Linked DNA regions of Homo sapiens: region 2 is linked to region 1. Evidence: chromatin loops called from intact Hi-C (ENCODE). Cell type or tissue: PC-3. All regions are shown on one strand. Each heading gives the region's core, and the rest is flanking DNA. Links, peaks and the distances in the headings are about the cores only. Region 1 has its middle 24 kb from the start of OCM2. Region 2 overlaps SDHAF3 (succinate dehydrogenase complex assembly factor 3).

Region 1 (2,918 bases), core at 277-2,776:
TTCATGAGACCGAGGATCTCATTCATTGATCGATGCTACATATTCAGCATGTTGGATAATGAGGTTGGTGAGATTAATGAAATCCCGTCCACCAGGGCCGACCCACAAAGAGACTTTTTATGAAGAACATGCTCCTGAACTCCGCTCCAGAACCAGCTTTTGAAAAGAAAAATCTGAAAAAATTTGACCTCAGTTAAACTAGTCCAAATCCCTGAGCATAACCAAATCTTTCCTCATTCACTCTTCCCTTGGACCATGTTTAGTTCAGTTGCTGATGACAATATTTGTTTTAGTAAGGTTGTCACTCTACCTTGGGTGAAGATTTGGGTTCTGTGGACTGATGTTTTTATTTTATTTTATTTCTTCATTTTATTTATTTATTTTAATTTACTTTATTTTATTTTATTTATGTTATTTTATTTTTTTTAGTTGAGACAGGGTCTCACTCTGTTACCCAGGCTGGAGTGCAATGATGTGATCGTAGCTCAATGCAGCCTCAAACTCCTGGGATCAAGTGATCCTCCTGCCTCAGCCTCCCGAGTAGCTGGAACCACAGATGCATGCCGCCACGCCCAACTATTTTTTTTTTTTTTTTTTTTTTGGTAGAGACAGGGTCTCGCTATGTTGCCTAGGCTGGTCTCTAACTCCTGGGCTCAAGCCTACCTCAGACTCCCAAAATGCTGGGATTACAGGTGTGAGCCATTAGGCCTTGCCAAGATGTCTTGATTTAAAACAAAGCCCTCTTCTGTGTTTGACACAGGGCCTTTCCACTCATGCTTGTGCCCTCTGCCACGGTGCTGTGGTTCTCACCCTGGGATTTTTATTCCCTCTGATGTGCCTTCCTCTGGTGACATCTATAGGCAGCTGCGTAATTCATGCCCACAAAGAAGGACAAACCGAGGAGGCTGGAGAAGTCAGGGTTCCTCTGGAAATAAATATTCTGTATTCTGTTGCATGCACACATATATGCACTTTTTTTTTTTTGAGATGGAGTTTTGCTCTTGTTGCCCAGGCTGGAGCACAATGGCATCATCTCGGCTCACTGTAACCTCCTCCTCCTGGGTTCAAGTGATTCTCCTGCTTCAGCCTCCTGAGTAGCTGGGATTACAGGTGCTTACCACTACGCCCGGCTAATTTTTGTATTTTTAGTAGAGATGGGGTTTTGCCATGTTGGCCAGGCTGGTCTCAAACTCCTGACCTCAGGTGATCTGCCCACCTCGGCCTCCCAAAGTGCTGGGATAACAGGTGTGAGCCACCACACCCAGCCCACTGCTCCCTTTTGACCAATAATTTGGGAATGTCATTTTAAAAAAGCTTTAATTCTTTATATAGCCTTTAACTCACCCTTCCAGGAACTTAAAATGTTTTATTTTTTTCTTGAGACAATGTCTCACTGTGTCACCCAGGCTGGAGTGCAGTGGTGCGAACATGGCTCACTGCAGCCTGGATCTCCTGGGCTCAAGCAATCCTCCCACCTCAACCTCCCACATAGCTGAGACTATAGGCGCACATTGTCATGCTCAGCTACTTTTAGTATTTTTATTTTCTTGTAGAGACGGGGGTCTTGCTGTGTTGCCCGAGCTGGTCTCGAACTCCTGGCCTCAAGCAATCTTCCCACCTCAGCCTCCCAAAATGTTGTAAAAATTGTGGAGATTTCCCCAACTTATGGCCAAGATGGATTAACCCTCTTGCCTTAAATACCTACAAAACCGTACAACACATACGCAAAGGCAGTTTTTAGACACCGGTCAATAGGTGGCACTAAAGACCGTGATCTCTGTTAGGGGAGAAACCAATGAGGCAAAGTGTTTCCAGCTGCTGCGGGAGGAGGGCAGCCGAGCAGAGCCCAGTGGTCTCCCTGAGTGCAGGAGACAGAGCTGAAAGTGTGAGCAGGCCTGGCCAGGTGCAGTGGTTCACGCCTGTAATCCTAGCACCTTGGGAGGCCGAGGTGGGTGGATCATTTGAGGTCAGGAGTTCGAGACCAGCCTGGCCAACGTGGTGAAACCCTGTCTCTACTAAAAATACAAAACATTTAGCTGGGCGTGGTGGTGCATGCTTGTAATCCCAGCTACTCAGGCGGCTGAAGCACGAGAATCACTTGAACCTGGGAGGCGGAGGTTGCAGTGAGCCGAGATCGCGCCCCTGCACTCCAGCCTGGGCCACAAAGTGAGACTCCATCTCAAAAAAAAAAAAAAAAAAAAGTTTGAGCAGGCCAAAGCAGCTGGAATTTGCAGGATGGAATCCCGCAAGAGAGATATGCAAAAAAAACCAAACTCTGCAGCTTTGCAAAGGAAACCTCTTGACTCGGAAGCTGAGGGGGATCAGCTCACGCATGGAGGAAATTATCCGAGCAAGACCAGGGGAAGGAATCACACAATAGAAACAGGCAGAATAATTCCAAAGTCTACAAAAAGCTGGGAACCGTTCGTGTTCCCAGCAGGCAAAGTGAAAAACCTCGTAATACACAGAGCACTGAGTCAAGCATTCAGAGGGGTATTGCTTTCGTGGTGCGGCAGAATTGGCCCTAGACTAAGGGTTCTGCAAGTCTCAAAAGGACCATGCATCTGGGCACGGAGGTTCATGCCGGTGATCCCAGCACTTTGGGAGGCCGAGGAGGGTGGATCACCTGAGGTCAGGGGTTCAAGACCAGCCTGGCCAACATGGTGAAACCCCCGTCTCTACTAAAAATACAAAAATTATCCAGGCGTGGTTGTGCGCACCTGTAGTCCCAGCTACTCGGGAGGCTGAGGTGGGTGCATCGCTTGAACCCAGGAGGCAGAGGTTGCAGTGAGTCGAGATTGTGTCACTGCAGTCCAGCCTGGGTGACAGACCGAGACTCCCTCTCAAAAAAAAAAAAAAAAAAAAAGGATTATGCCATTTCCAAGTCACTTAACCATGTCCCAGAATAAAGCTCAAGA
Region 2 (2,918 bases), core at 130-2,629, 870 kb after region 1:
ATCTGTATTCTTCAGAGAAAAAAAGTGACACTGTATTACAGACAGGAACAGATAGAAAGTACATAAATATGTCTCAAGAACAATTATTTTATGTTCTTTTTGTAACATTTATACGATCACAATAAAAAGTGTTTTGCCTTCAAATATACAAATGTTTTATATTTTGGAAAATTTTTGAGAAGTTATAAAGAACTGTTTCATAGTTCTAACAACATAATAAACACAATTTATATGTCAATAAATACACATTTCAAAAATGTGTGTATGATGTGATTTTAGTGCTTCTTTTACTCCCACAAATGTCACAGTTTTGACAACAAATTATACAACCAAACTAATAATAGACAGGACAAAACATCAGCACATTTAAAAAGGCCAGAATATTACTGGCCAAAAATAAAAAATGTCATGTTATCTCTTTGCTTTTTAAACTAAATTATCTGTCATCTAGCGTTCAAAAGTGGGGGGGGGAAAGCCTATTTAAGTTTTCACAAAATTTCCAAATCTCTATTTTTATCTTTTCCAGGTCATCAATGATATAACTCATAATTTCACAATTAATCTGCTAACTATAAAGCTGCATCTTCCTTAAAATTTTTATTATAAATATATTTTATTGTAGTAAGAACTACAAAAATTTACTCAAAAACAATCATGTGTTTGATGGCTATCTGCCTTCCAAGACTGGGAAATCCCGAAAACGAAGATTCTCTCTCTGTTGGGGTTTTGAATTACTATGAATCATCAGGCTATAGAGCAGGATCTGAAACATGGAAGGCATTTAATAAATGTTTATTGAATGAAATAATTTCTTCAATTAAGACAAAGAAAATTTAAGAGAACACTTGACAGCGACAGGGAAAGGAAGCAAGATTCAAAATGGTAATGAGACCATGAAGTGGTCATTCAAAATTCTAGGTAACACAAAAGAATGTATGTTGAACCAATTCCTTAATTTCTAAAATAAAGTCAAATAAAATTTCACATATTGGGTTTCATATATTCATCTAGAACTGGTAAATAAATGCCTTCAGTATCCCTTAAACTTACTAAGAAAAATGACTTTTACCAAACCAATTATTTAAACACTATTCAGTGATTACTCATGAAGCCTTCAAAAATGGATTAACATTGTATATAGTAGAAAAAATATTTACTCCCTTTTAAAATTAGTTAAAACATATATATAAAATAGTTAAAGTGGCAACAAATCTGTAACAGACAATTCAAATATGAAATGTACTAGTCAGAATGTAAAAAGACAAATACTACTTCAGATAAAATTTAGTTTTCATTTAGTTACATCTTCCCAGACATAAGTATCTTCTGCCATCATGTGGAAATTTCTGAAATTACATGTACACACAAAATTAATGTTATCAAGCTCCTAGAACTGATAAAGGAATTCAGCAAAGTTTCCAGATACTAGATTAATGTACACAAATCAGTAGCTCTTCAATACACCAATAGCGACCAAGTGGAGAATCAAATCAAGAACTCAACTCCTTTTACAATAGCTGCAAAAAAAAAAAAACAAAAAATACTTAGGAATATACCTAACCAAGGAGTTGAAAGACCTCTACAAAGAAAACTACAAAACACTGCTGAGAGAAATCACAGATCACACAAAGGGAAACACACCCCATGCACATGGATGGGTAACATCAATATTGTGAAAATGACCATACTGCCAAAAGCAATCTACAAATTCCGTGCAATCCCCATCAAAATATCACCATCATTCTTCACAGAATTACAAAAAACAATTCTAAAATCCATATGAAACCAAAGAAGAGCCCACATAGCCAAAGTAAACTAAGCAAAAAGAACAAATCTGCAGGCATCACACTATGATTTCAAACTGTGAGACCACAGTCACCAAAACAGCATGATACTGGTATAAAAACAGGCACATAGACCAATGGGACAGAATAGGGAACCCAGAAATAAACCCAAATATTACAGCCAACTGATCTTCGACAAAGCAAACAAAAAAGTAAAGCAGGGAAAGGACAACTTTTTCAACAAATGGTGCTAGAATAATTGGCTAGCCACATGTAAGAGAATGAAACTGGATCCTCATCTCTTGCCTAATACAAAAATCAACTCAAGATGGATCAAGGACTTAAACCTAAGACCTGAAACTATAAAAATCCTAGAAGATAACACTGGAAAAACCTTTCTAGACATTGGCTTAGGATTTCATGACCAAGAACCCAAAAGCAAATGCAATAAAAACAAAGATAAATAGCTGGGACCTAATTAAACTGAAGAGAAAAGGACAGTCAGCAAACAGACAACACACAAGAGTGGGAGAAAATCTTCACAATCTATACATCTGACAAAGGTCTAATAACCAGAATCAACAATGAACTCAAACAAATCAGTAAGAAAAAAACAAACAATCCCATCAAAAAGAGTAAAGAATGTAAGTAGACAATTCTCAAAAGAAGATATACAAAAGGCCGATGACCATATGAAAAAACGCTCAGCATCACTAATGATCAGGGAAATGCAAATCAAAACCACAATGTGATACCATCTTGCTCCTGCAGGAATGGCCATAATAAAAAAAATAAAAAAATAATAGATGTTGGCGTGGATGCGGTGATCAGCGGACACTTCTACACTGCTGGTGGGAATGTAAACCAGTACAGCCACTATGGAAAACACTGTGGAGATTCCTTAAAGAATTAAAAGTAGAACTACCATTTCATCCAGCAATCCCACTACTGGGTATCTACCCAGAGGAAAAGATAATCTTTTTCATTATTTGAAAAAGATACTTGCACATGCATGTTTATAGCAGCACAATTCACAATTGCAAAATAGTGGAACCAACCCAAATGCCCATCAATCAATGAGTGGATAAAGAAACTGGTATACACACACACACACACACACACACACACACACAC

What was found. Peaks named below come from ENCODE experiments on the same cell type or tissue, not always from the same donor. Only the 100,000 strongest peaks of a DNase experiment are listed, where the experiment ranks them.
Region 2: it touches region 1 in a loop (31-fold over the local background); 3 of 110 quality-filtered maps call a loop at or near these places.

Annotation. Positions count from the first base shown.
Region 1 is chr7:98,012,484-98,015,401 of GRCh38, reverse strand. No RefSeq gene overlaps it. Among named protein-coding and RNA genes, the nearest start is that of OCM2, 24 kb to the right of the region's middle. In PC-3, for the core only: CTCF peaks have their summits at 823 and 1,740 (motif pointing right); a DNase peak (open chromatin) is centred at 1,751.
Region 2 is chr7:97,143,667-97,146,584 of GRCh38, reverse strand. All of the region lies in intron 1 of SDHAF3 (succinate dehydrogenase complex assembly factor 3), which reads right to left. The region is part of intron 2 of LOC107984034 (a long non-coding RNA gene); the gene reads right to left. Among named protein-coding and RNA genes, the nearest start is that of SDHAF3, 27 kb to the right of the region's middle. In PC-3, for the core only: a CTCF peak has its summit at 1,340 (motif pointing left); no DNase peak of the experiment used is centred there.